Regions from separate parts of the Mus musculus genome. Here region 2 is linked to region 1. Evidence: chromatin contacts called from ENCODE Hi-C or POLR2A ChIA-PET data. All regions are on one chromosome and are shown on one strand. Each heading gives the region's core, a stretch centred on a gene start or an enhancer-like site at or near the end of the contact. The rest is flanking DNA. Distances are from core to core; before and after follow the strand shown.

The links. A loop is a pair of places that touch in the nucleus more often than their neighbours do. ChIA-PET counts read pairs that join two places held with the same protein, here RNA polymerase II (POLR2A).
Region 2: a map of heart shows a loop between it and region 1 (2.9-fold over the local background). The contact joins two enhancer-like sites. A Hi-C loop is called at or near these places in 7 of 37 maps with a recorded cell type or tissue (CH12.LX, T-helper 1 cell, T-helper 17 cell and 2 more). POLR2A ChIA-PET finds 5 or more read pairs at or near these places in 1 of 5 experiments (Patski).

The regions. Positions count from the first base shown.
Region 1 is chr11:94,870,626-94,876,813 of GRCm38, forward strand. It overlaps A430060F13Rik. Among named protein-coding and RNA genes, the nearest start is that of Gm11544, 24 kb to the left of the region's middle. Within about 2 kb of position 3,174, at least 3 of the 3 ENCODE cell types and tissues checked have a DNase peak (open chromatin) inside an H3K27ac peak, as active enhancers do; they include gastrocnemius and heart, where a contact is called at or near this core.
Region 2 is chr11:94,912,208-94,918,395 of GRCm38, forward strand. No RefSeq gene overlaps it. Among named protein-coding and RNA genes, the nearest start is that of Gm46293, 19 kb to the right of the region's middle. Within about 2 kb of position 3,723, at least 2 of the 3 ENCODE cell types and tissues checked have a DNase peak (open chromatin) inside an H3K27ac peak, as active enhancers do; they include gastrocnemius and heart, where a contact is called at or near this core.

The sequences.
Region 1 (6,188 bases), core at 1,924-4,423:
GACCCCTCCCACACATGGTGGGAGGTGACACTGGGACAGGGCCCTGAGATCTCCCTCTCCCTCTCCTCCTTTCTCCCTCCCTCCCTCTCTCCTTCTCTCCCTCTCCCTTTTCCCTTCTTTCCTCCCTTCCCCCCTCTCTCTTTTGACAGGGTCTCTCTACAGAGTCCTGGCTGTCCTGGAACTCACTATGTAGACAAGGCTAGCCTTGAACTCATGGAGAACTGATTAACCCTGCCTCTGGAACTCTGAGCTTAAAGGCATTTGTATCACATCTCATCTGAGAGATTTCTGCTCTTTCTAGTTTACTCCTTTCCCATTGTCCTTTACGGATCTCTGGAGAACTCTCTCAGAGACCGGAGAATGTCATTGCTGTCACCTCCCCTGTGTAATGCAGCCTTGCTCATTGGGGATGTCACAGCCATTTTCCATAAGATCTTTAGCCTGGGTGCCCTGCTGACCCTGATGGAATATGTTTCTCTTTTGCTCTCCAGCCTTCAGAGGCTCCTTCTGCCACTTTCATAAGGCCCCGTCCCCAAAACAGTCCCTCATCCAACATCCTCTCGCTGCCCTGCCATCATAGTCTAGAATCTTCACCCCTCTCTCGCCAATTCTCTCCTGGTTTCAGCCTGAGTTGCTTCCCACCTCTCTCAAATTCAATAAACTCCTTCTCACCACCACCTCCAGAAAGCCCTCTTAGACTTTGGTCTTGTAAAAGTAACCCTCCAGCGTCCTCCCTGTTGTCTCTATGGGCCTCTCCCTTCTCTCTTGAAGATGTGTGGACCCAGTCCTCTTTGTTCCCAGTAGGCTGCAGGGAACCAGCCAAATCTGTTTCAGTCTTCATTTCCCATGGTGCTTTGTTCCAAGTAAACAGAGGCTGTGTTGTCAGAGAGGAAGCTGGTTGGAGCCTCCAGGGTCAGGAATGAGTTTCTCCTAGGGGAAATTTGTTTCCAAAGTCTTTGTTGAGTGGCCCTTGGTTAGTGATGGGGTTCCAGATTGACCCTACTTGCTATGTGTTTGGAGGTGTCTACTTCTGCTTCTTGTCCCCCAACAGCACGTTGAAGCTTATGAACCCTTCTCTTAGTAAAGTAACACCCCAGAAATTGAGATATTCTAAGGGTGTTTGGGGGAACAACTGCTGACCCACCTTCTAGGATGGGTAGAGGGGCCAGCCCGGTCCTGCCAGTGGGGCCAGGGTCTTAGTCTCCTTCCCAACAACATTCATTTGACTATGGAAGCCCACTAGCCCTTCTTCCTGAATGATAGACACAGGGTGGGGGGTGGACTACGTGAGTTTTGGAGTTGACCCCAAGTCAGAGCTGCCAGTCTGTGGAACAAGATAGAGAGGTAGGGCTAACCGCCTGAAACTGTCCGTGCAGAGAGCTTATTACCCTAATGACTGGGTTAGGGGGTCTCTACTAATGCTCACCTTCCTTAGCAGGGGTGGGGGGCAGAAAAGACATTTTGGGGACTATTATACTTCCAAAGTTTAGGTTTCTGGGGCCCAGACCTGAGGGCAGTGTTCAGGAAGTGGATGGTGGTGGCAAGAGGAGACATTTTTTTTTTTTTTTTTTTTTTTTTTTTTTTTTTTTGGTTTTTCGAGACAGGTTTTTTGGTTTTCTCTGTCCTGGAGCTCACTTTGTAGACCAGGCTGGCCTCGAACTCAGAAATCTGCCTGCCTCTGCCTCCCGAGTGTTGAGATTAAAGGTGTGCGCCACCGCGCCCGGCTAAGAGGAGACTTTTGAGCTAATGGGCTTTGGCTGTCTGGGGTGGCAGATGAAACAGAAGTACCAAGATGTCAGCTTCAGAAGCTGAGCTAAAACTGGGTTGAGGGTCTAGAGACCTCCAGTCTCCTCCATCTGGGTCTTCATCCACTCCCACAACCTCGGTTTCTGCTCCGTGCTCCCCTTATTCCTTGAGGTAGGCGCCTGGGGCCATAAAGAAACAAGGAATTTGAGATTCCTAGATTCTTCACTTTTCAGCTCTATTCTTACCCCTTGAAAGAGGCTTCTACTGTACCCTGTCTGTATGATGTCTTACAACAATCCATGATGTGGCTGGGGCTTGCGGTTACATTTACAAGAATTTCCAAGTCCCAAAGAAGCTGGGAGCTAAAAAAAAAAAAAAAAAAAAGCAGGCCCTCTGAGGGCTGGGCACATTGAAGAGAGAGTCTCTTAATGGTCTGGGGCTGTGAGTTAAGTTTGGACCAGGGAACAGCCTGGGAACATCCAGGAAAGAAACCAGGAAGTCAAAAATAAATAAATAAATAAAATAAAAATGAGGGCGAGAAGGGGCGGAGGAAGGAGGAAAGAGGTGGGTGGAGAACGCATTCTTCCTGCGATCCTGGCTTCGCAGAGTAGCCACATCATCTGGCTCCCAATTGAGGACAGACTTGGCTTCAGTTGTGTGCACGCACACATGTGACGGCGCGTGCGTCGGAGTACATACGTGTGCACGTGCTGTGTGCACCCAGCCAGCGTCTGTGCTGACGTGGCCGCGCCCCTCACCCTAGCCCAGCCTCCTTATCTCCAAGTTGGCTCCAGGAACCCCCCTCTCAGCAGTGGTCCTGTTAACGCCTCCCTCTCCAGTGTTAGCGCCTAGCCGCTGGGCTCCCTCCCTCTGCCCCTGAGGGCCTCCAGGGAGACCCAGTGGCTCGCAGCCCAGGTTTTGCCTTCTGATTCTACTTTAGCTTTTATTTTTTTGACGCTAGGTTCTCCTTCTAGCCTGTAAGTCCCCTGCCCTCTCAGTCCTTGCCTGGACCATGTAGAAAAGGTTTTTACAGAGCAAGGTAGCCTGGGAAGGGAAATTAGTTCTTTCACAGTTAATGGTCCTTTTCTTCCAAACTGAGGACAACATATTAGGGTGCAAAGTGACTCCTAGCAACCTTTCCTGCCTGGAGAATAGAGGGGGGCTCAGGGAGGCACATACAACTTAAGAAGAAAATGTTCTAGGGACCAAAGTTATAGGACTTTGTCCTTGTCATAGCCCCAAAGGCGCGCGCGCGGGGGGGGGGGTAAGGGGGGCGGTGGCGATGGGGTTGGGGTGTAGATAGAAATGACCCTTCCCGATCATTGCTTCAAGTCTGATCCAGCCGGCTGATACTGAGTGGGACAGGGTGGTCCTGTGCCGGGAGCCAGGTTGTCAGGCGTCCAGGACCTCAGGTTTCCTTTACCGAAGGGCCCCTTTCCTTCAGGCTTTGAAGTGTCTGCTAGGTTAGTGGAGGATGTTTGGCTTGGGGCCTTGGGCCAGAATAAACTCCCTCTGCCTGCCTCTGCCTTCTGAGCCAAACCACTGCCTCCTTACCGCCAGGCTCCTGCCTCTCCCAGCCCTGGGTCTGGGCTCCTCCAAAGGCTGCTTGCACGGTCTATCCAAGCCATGGACACTCTTACTGCGACTGGGGAGAGTCCCTATGGGCAGGATGGCTTATCATTCCTCCAGTCTGGCACTGGGTGCCTGCATGCTTGAAAGAGCAGCCCACTCTTGGCAGGGGTGGGGGTAGGGGTTGGGGTGGGGGTGGGCTGTAAGAAGCAAGACCCCATTGCCAGTAGAGGACAGGATGCGATGCAGTGGGGAGCCGGGGTGCCTCTGTGAGCAGCCTGAGTAGGCTGCAGTGCCTCCAAATGGGTCAACTCCAGATGTGGGATGACTCACGCTGGATGGGGTGGGCAGTCGAGGTGGGGGTGTGAGGCCCAAAGTCGCTTTCAGCTGCTGTTCCCTGTCCTCTAGAGCAACCCCCCTCCCTGCCTCACCCCCCCCCACAATGTGCAGCCTAGCACACCCTACTACATGCTCAGAGATGAAATGAGAAAAAGCCTTTGGACACATCACCGCCAAGGGTCAGAGAAGGAGAAGGGGCGTGGCAATAGGGGAGGTGGAAGGGAGGAGTGAGAAGGAAGGGGTTGGGAGAAGCCCAGGGTAAAAAATGCTGGCCTCCCTTGGGCCTGCTTCAGAACTGTAGCACTGTATGGGGCGGGGAGGGGGGCGGGGGGGGGGAGGAGCACGACAAAAGAATAGATATTGGGGTCTAAGTATGTGGGTATGAAGGGCTTCGTGGTTGCAGGGGAAGAGCCACATTGAATGAGTACCTTATGTCTGCTGGGGTTTGTGAACCTTTGTGCTGCTTAGATTGTGCGTGTCAGGGAAGAGGAGCAGAATCTTGGTCCATTTGGTGAAGTTGACATAGGAAGACAGTGGTCACTGGCTTCAGTGGGCAGAGGGTTGCGACACGTGTGTTTAAGCCAAGTCACTGTACTTCCAGGCATTGAAGTTGGACTCCTCCCCTAGGGTGTGAGAGGCAGAGGAACCCAGGTGCTATAGAGAGGGCTCCAAAGACCTAGGTTCCCATCTGCCAAGCAGCACCCAGCCTCCTGGAACTATGGCATCTTTCATAGCGCCCAGCAGGCGGAGCGGTCCAGTCAGGTAGCTGGAGACCCCAAGCCTGAGGCTGGCACACTACACGCTGCAATGCTGGTGTGCTGCAGCTGGATACAGCACCATCTGCCCTCCTGCCTCGGCAGAGTTGCCGTCCTGGTCTCCTCCTTGGCTTCCAGGTGGGTCTGTTGACAAGAGTTGCCAGACTACTCCCTGGAGAGGTCCACCTGTGCCAGCCACCCGGGCCAGGGTAAACAAGGCACTAAGTGTCTGGGCGGGTGCCTGGCAGGCTGGGCACACAGCTCTGCTCCAGCCTGGCTGGACTGCATCCTCTCATCAAATGACAGGTCTGATGCCCCAGGCCCATAAATTGTGTTTTCTGGTTAAGTGGAGAGGCATGGGGGCTGTTAAGCAGACGGATAATCAAGTTGAATAAGGAGAAAACATGTCACCTCCAGGGGCGGGGGTTGGGGGGGCTCTGATGACTGTCTCCCTTGATGTAGGGTTTCTGGCTTCTTAGAGTAGACATGGTTGATTCCTCTAGTCTTCCAATAGATGCCAACTTATAACATACTCACTTGTACTCTCATACAGTTTCGTGCTCACTACTGCACGCACACATGCAGCCCGAAGCTCCTTTCGTAGTATTGGACCCTTCTGCTCCAAGCATCCTCAGTGGCTGAGATCCTGCCAGTTGCTATGTCGTGAGCCCTCTTTTTACAGTGAGGGGATGAAGCCAGAGAGGTTGAGCCTTATCTCCTAAATCACCCATGAGGTCTGAACTTAGATGTAGGCATCGTTCCTGTAACGCCACCATGTAAGTCCCATTGGTCCCCAGTCTCTGTCCCTTCTCCTCACAACATGGGCTAGAAAAGGCTCTTTGAGCTTGCCCTGCCTTTGGGACTTCGTGTCCCTCTCTACCCTCCATAGTGTGTGCCGTAAGGGAGAACACGGAGAGTTAAGGCTGGCTCTGGAGGAGTCAGGCCTTGGAGGGGCAGAAAGGAGGGGCATGATCAGGACACAAGTTGCCTACCACAAGGGAACAAAAGATCTAGCCAAGTAGGAAGAATAAAAGGAAGTCTACCACTCCTTAGCCTCCAAGAATGGGAGCAGGTACTGCCCCAGTTTGCCCAAGGCTGGAGAGACAGTGAGGGCCTAAGGGGAGAAGCACTCTAAGGCCCTCTACCCCTTCAAGTCTAGACAGGCTAAGAGCATGAGAGAGTGTTAGCAGTCGTGGGTAAGTCTCCCAGGCACATAGATGTCATGAGGGTATGGCGGAGTTCTTACCCAATCCTTGCTCCATTCCCAATTTGTCGTTATCCTGTTCCAGTGATACATGGAGACATCTCTCGCTCCCATATCTCTCCCCCCCCCTTCCCCTCACTGGTTAGAGCAACAGCCCAGGAGTTAGGGCCACTGCAGCTTATGTTCCCAAGATCGAAGACAGCTTTGTCCAGAAAGGCCTTGGCCGAATTCACGATCTCAAAATAGCTATGCCAGCTTGCCCTGTCCTTTTCTCAGAGCTCCCCAGAGCTCCTCTGTGTCTAGGGTCCTTGAAGTCAGAACACCAACCTTGCCAGATGGTGTGGGAAGGGGTACAGTCAGGTCTGCTACCTTGGTGACCAGTGGCTGAAGTCAGATCACACCGTGCGTGCGTGTGTGTGTGTGTGTGTGTGTGTGTGTGTGTGTGTGTGTGTGTTTTAAGTTGCAGCACTCAGGGAACCTGAAGCCTGGAACCCATCTCTGGAAGACCACCCTATGTTCAATTTGCTTGTCTGGGACTAGCCAGATCTATCCCAAGGCCCGATGTTATCATTAAC
Region 2 (6,188 bases), core at 2,473-4,972, 42 kb after region 1:
AGCCTTGGCTGTCCTGGAACTCGCCCTGAACCTGAACCCCAGGCTGGCCTCAAACTCACAGTGATCTGCTGGGATTGGCATGTGCCACCACCGCTGCTGCCATCAACACCGCCACCATCACCACCGCCACCAGGCTTTATGGTGAGTTGTTGAGGCAGCCAGATCACCCTGATAAAGAGCATTTCAGTCGAAGGAGTCAACGAGAGCTAAGCTAATAGGTCCAGGTAATTAAAGAATGAGACACGTGACTCAATGACCCTGCCCACAAAATGCATTTAATTACAATGGGGAAAGGAGAGACCCATCACACACCCTCAGTCAGACTCAGTCAGCAGAGACTGTACCAGGTCAGAAGTCAGTGAGAACACCGTGTCACCTCTGGGAGGGTCCTGCTCCACATTCATAACTGGAGTCTATTCATGGGACACGTTAGACAGACTCACACTAAAAGACACTGTGCAGGAGCATGGTCTGACATCTTGCAAACTGACACACCTGGAAAGAAGGAACCTCAAAGGGGGAGTTGCCTCCATCACTCTGGCCTCCTGCTGAGCCTGACTGTGGGAGCATTTTCTTGATTACTGGTTGATGTGGGAGGGGCCAGGAACAGTGGGTGGGACCATTCCTAGCCAGGTGGGCCTGGTCTCCATAAGGAAAGCCTAGAAGCAACTGTCCTTCATGGTTCCTGATTTTGCTCCTGCATGAGAACGTTCACATATGCCAAGGAACAGCTGAAAACAAGAGCAAAGCCACCAACTGGGTCTTTCTGCTACAAAGGACATGATTACCCCAAATGGCAAAATGTACATAAATTATAACACTGTAGCTAGATTTTCCCAGCTGCTTCATGGTGACTTGGGAGAAAGTCCTCTAAACTCTGCACACTATGGTATGCAAGGATACTGAGATACCACGGTAGCCGTTCACTTACAAGTGATTGCTGCTGAAGAGAAAAGGCGTTGGCCCTATTAGGGGAACTTTTTTTTTTTTTAAACAAATGTGAAAGTATGTCAAAATAGAAAGAAAGATAAGATGGTAACAAGAGCTTGTAAGGGGGTGTGTATGGGAGAAAAAGGCCCTGTATATATTCTGGCAGCCAGGGAGTGGGGTGATTTAGACACCTTAGCGTTCATTCTTTTTGATTCCACAAAAGCTATCCAGATTGTATTTGGGGGAACCAGCCTTCTCAGCCCACATGCTGCTAGCGTGGGCCTCTGCCCAGATCAGTCAGTGTTCTTCATCTGCTTGGCTGAGGTCACTGGTCAAGAAAGGAACACATGACTTAAGTCAGCTCAATGTGGGTCAATCTTTGGGATTTAATTTTTTTCCTTTCTGAAATGATTGTGAAAGAGGTTTTGTTTTTCTCCTGGGATTGTTAAACTCTTAGAAAATAGGCTAAGGAGGCTGCCTGAGGACCTCCCTCGTGAAGCCAAACTGGGCTGACAAAAGCCATCGCTATGGAGAAAGGCAAGTCCAAGAAAGGGAGAAAGCACTTCACAATTACCTCCCAGCCCTCTGAGCCTGGAGCTCTGGTCTTTCTGGCAAAATAAGCCAAATAGCTTTAATTTTCTGCTTAAGCCACTTTGAGCTGGGCTATTGGCACTTGTGGCAGAAGGAATCATGACTAATATTAGGAAATGCCTAATTCCACTGGGCTGGAGTTCAGAGGATGAGAGGGAGGGGAATTATAGCCACAGCCAGACTTGGCAGGGCCCCTGGCCATCAGGAGCCAGTGTGGGTTCCTGCTCCTCCCTCCCCCAGAGGAGGTTTATGAAGGTGCTGTGGGAGACAGGGAGAGAGCAGGTGGCAGGCCACGGCACGCAGAACCCCAGAGTGCCTGCTCAAAGTTTAGTTGTAAGATTATACCTGGTCAATTCTCCCCTGGAACAGCTCGCTGTCCAGTCCACAGCCCAATGGCTACACTCTTGGCACAGCCTGAGCAGAGACACCTAGGCCTGGTCCACTCTTCCCTCCATCTCTGTGATGACCAGGCATTAAATTTCTCCTCCTTGTCTAGGATTACAAAGCTTAGGGTCACCAGTCCGTGCAGCTTAACTGAAGGGCGACCCCTGGACGGGATCATCCCCACTGTACAGAAGTGGAAAGTAAGGCTGGGGAGGTCCGTGGTCTCCAGGCTATTTGGTGACACTGCCAGGTGACTAGAAAACAGGGCTCCTCCCTGAAAGCCCAGAATTCATTATAGGGTCTTTTGATTGGGGTATTTCTGAGATGGGGTGTAGATAGCACAGTAGAGTGTGTACATGTGGGAACACGGGTGGATGGGTGTGTGTGTGTGTCTATGCTCACTCTCACACACCAGCGTGCACAGACATTTCATTGCATAATCTCTCTCTCTCTCTCTCTCTCTCTCTCTCTCTATATATATATATATATATATATATATATATATATACACACAATACATATATATTTAAAAAAAAAAAAAACAGAATCTCTTACTGAAACTGTATCTCACTGATTGGCCAGACAGGCTGGCCAGCTACTCTGGGCATTCTACCTTTTTCTGCTCTCTTCTCTGCCCAAGGCCTTTAATGCTCATGGAAAAGGCACAGAGCCATCTCTCGGTCACCTTGTTTGCTTGGTTTTGTTTGTTTGGTTGGTTGGTTTTGTTGTTGTTTTGGGTTGTTTGTTTGTTTGTTTGCTTGCCTGCTTGCTTGCTTGCTTTGAGATGAAGTCTCATGAGACCCAGCCTGGCCATCAAACTAACCATGTAGCCAAAGATGACCTTGAACTCCTGATCCTCCTGCCTCTACCTCCCAAGTCTCTCCTTAGATCTGAGAGCTCTTTGGCCTGAGTCAGAAGCACAGGGACCCGTGAGTCCCTGGGAGAGGGAAGGGGAATGAGAAGGATTTGGGCTCAGGATGCTAACTGGGGCCAGGCAGGGGAGAAGGGTCCCAGGAGGAAACAGGAGGCTACACTTCTGCCACTGGACTAGCTACGAAGGCCCTTACATTTTCATAAAACCAAAGGATCGTTCTCGCCATTTTAGAGATAGAACAAATGAGGGTGGTACAGAGAAGGAAAGAAACTTGCCCAAGATCACGTGGCAGAGAAAAGGGAGGCTGGGATTTGAAATGGAGACCTGAGGGCAGAGCCTAAACAGTCCTCCAGTATTCTCTGAGCATTCAAAACCCACTAGGCAAGATGCTAGAAGAGACAGGAACAGGATGCAAGAGCTCCTCCAGGGCTCCCAGCACCATCTGCCCCTCCCCCTATGGTTATTATTTTCCATTTATTATATATTTAGTAGTATGTATTTTTATTTTAAATTTAGCATTTACATTTTAAAATATTTATAAATAAATATTTAATTATATATTTAATTAAAATGTATTTGCATCATCTCCCCTTCCTCCTTTACTTCTACTAAAACCTCCCCTTCTCCCCAGCCCCGCCCCCACCTCATTCCCCATTATCAGCCAGCCAACAGCACAGTGAGACCTGCTTGTGGGAGAACCTGGTGTGAGGTGGGCAGAAGTGGGATCTCAGAAGAGTCTCTGAAACATCCTGAGAGTTAGGGGAGGCAGAGCATTGAGGTGGCACTGGAAGCAGCAGCAGGAGACAGGGGAAGGGACTGTCTCTGCAATGCTGCTCTGGAGCAGGGTCCGTGCTGGGCAGGACACACCCAGGCAGGCCTTGCGCCACCAGGGAGGGCGGGCCAGCTGCATTGGCAGGCCACCAGTGCTCTGCAGGACGTGGCACCCGCACTGCCTCCAGCAACAGGACCTGAGGGACAGCTGGGGGTTGGGTCCCTTTGGGAGACAGGACCACTATGCAAGGGACCAAAAGCTCACAGAGTAGAGACCAGACACCTCAGGAAGACCACCAGGCTGTCGAGGATGGCGGGGGGGGGGGGGGGGGGACGACGGGAGGGGGAAAGAAATGGGGGAGTGCGGGGGAGGGGCGGTGCTGGGAGAGGAGTGGAGAGGGAGATAATAACGTCTGGCATTCGCAGAGACCGAGGAGCAGAATATGGAGGCCATAGCTTGGATGAGTGCCCATGATGAAGTTTTTTTGATCGTAGAACTAGAAAGCCCCTTTCATGCCCAGCTGTGGTGGGAGTCAAATTCGTTAGGATGGAGCCTGTGTTGCCCCTTAACAGCAGCTGGGCAAAAGGCAGGTGGCTTAACTTCTCTGGACTTCAGTGTCCTCACCTCTAGAGTGCAGCTAAGGACTCCAGTAACCAGAAGGGTTTGGCTGTGAAGATCGTGAGGATGCAATTGTTAACTTGTGGAGGCTGTTATGTGAAGGACAGAGGCTGGAGGAGGGAGCCTTAAAACACCTTAGACAGAAGGTGGCCGGCTTTAGGGAGAAACACTGGACTGGGGTCCTCAAGTCAAACAGGCCGTGCCCTGTAGCTCCTCTGCCTCTTGAGTAAGCCCCTCCCACTAGCTGCCAGAGACTCGCAGAAGCCAGGGTGAGTGTGGGCCCAGCTGCCACAGTGTGGCTGGGTACAGTGAGTCAGGCAGGCTGGAAGAGCCATTAGGAGTCCTCAGGATTTCCTTATCACTGTGGAATGCAGCCCAGGAAGTCAGCTGGAAAGCTCTTTCTCACACCTTTTAGAAGAGCATGCATGTAGCTGGGACAGCCATGAACTCCTGAGGTGGCTGAGGCTGGCCTTGATGTCCTGATCCTTGCACGCTTTTCCAGCTGGCTTTTCAGGCTTTTTTTCTCTTCTTCCTTTCTCCCCACCCCCACCCCAGGACCCACTCTCCTCTTTAGCTCAGACTGACCTGGAACTCTCTGAAGACCCAGATGGCCTGAACCTCAAAAGAGATCTGCGTGTCTCTGCCTCCTGAGCGCTTGGGTTTAAAGCGGTGGGCTACCACTTCGTTTCTCACATTCCCTAGCCAGCATTAAACTCACACACCGACCACCAAGTTTTAGACAACTTTAGAAGCATTTATTTCCAAAATAATAATAATAAAAAAATTGCAGCGTTGTAAAAGCAACGAGGGATAATTACCCCAAATTAACTAGAGGGACACAGCGGTTACAAGGAAGCAGAAGGGTTTTCAAATCCTGTCTGTCGCTTTCTTTTCTTATTCCTATTTGTACTGAATTAGAAAACCCCAAACCACAATTATAGGTCATTAGAAATGGCAGTAAATATTAGTGGCTCTGTCAGATGGCTTTGGATTTGGACCGCATCCATCTCTGAGGACTGTCCACCTTCAGCCCTCAAGCATCCAAGGTCAGAAGATGCCAGGTTTTCTAAAGACTAAGGCCTAAGCTGTCTACTGCAGCTTCCCAAGAACAGCACGCAGAGCAGCAGCCTGTTCTTTGCTTGAATTTGACTCTGGAAAGAATTCTTTAAGTTCTGATGTAATGTTTGGATGTGGTTTTTAAATAGTCTTAATAATATGTCATTGATTCCAGTCTCCTGGTCTGAAACAGAACTCTGCAAATGGGGAGGGAGATATGAGCCCCCCATTATGGAACAGCAACGTTACAGTTTGGGTTTGGGACATTCTGCTGTGCTTTGGGTTATAGCTCAATTAGAGCTATACTTAGCAGAGCATGCGTGAAACCCTGGGTTCAACCCCCCCCCCCCATGCAAACCATAAAGAAAATCGGTCCACTAACATAAATGCAACAGTAAATCTGTAATAGATTGGTAATGCCTGGGCAGTTCCGCTGGTGACTATGTTGCTGCTATCTGCTTAGGCCGCTCACAACTGTGGACGTGGTGATCTTGAGTAGCCCTATGAAAACATGAAGTCATGGGTTTATTTCCTCACTCTTCCAGGGGTGGGACTGGCTCACAGCTACAGTTTCCACTATTTCCTTGAACTCCTACTGGGGAGGATTTAGATTGCACCTTTCATGACTGAGTTCAAAACATAATAGTGTCAGGCCGTCAAGATGGCTCAGGTACATGCTGCCAACCCAGACCACCCAGGTTCACTAACAGGAACCCACGGGGTTATTGTCTGCCCTCCACACTTGTGCCCTCACATGAGTAGACAAACACACACGCTCACACACACAAAATATAGAAATGTAAAAAAAAAATTAAAACAGCAATAGTAAAGATGTGGCGGCACATGTGTGTAAGCCTCGCACTCGGAAGGCAAAAGCAGGAGGATCATAGATTCCAGGCTAGCCTGAGCTACACAGTGAGTTTCAAGGCAGCCTGAGCTACATTTCAATAAACAATAAAAAGA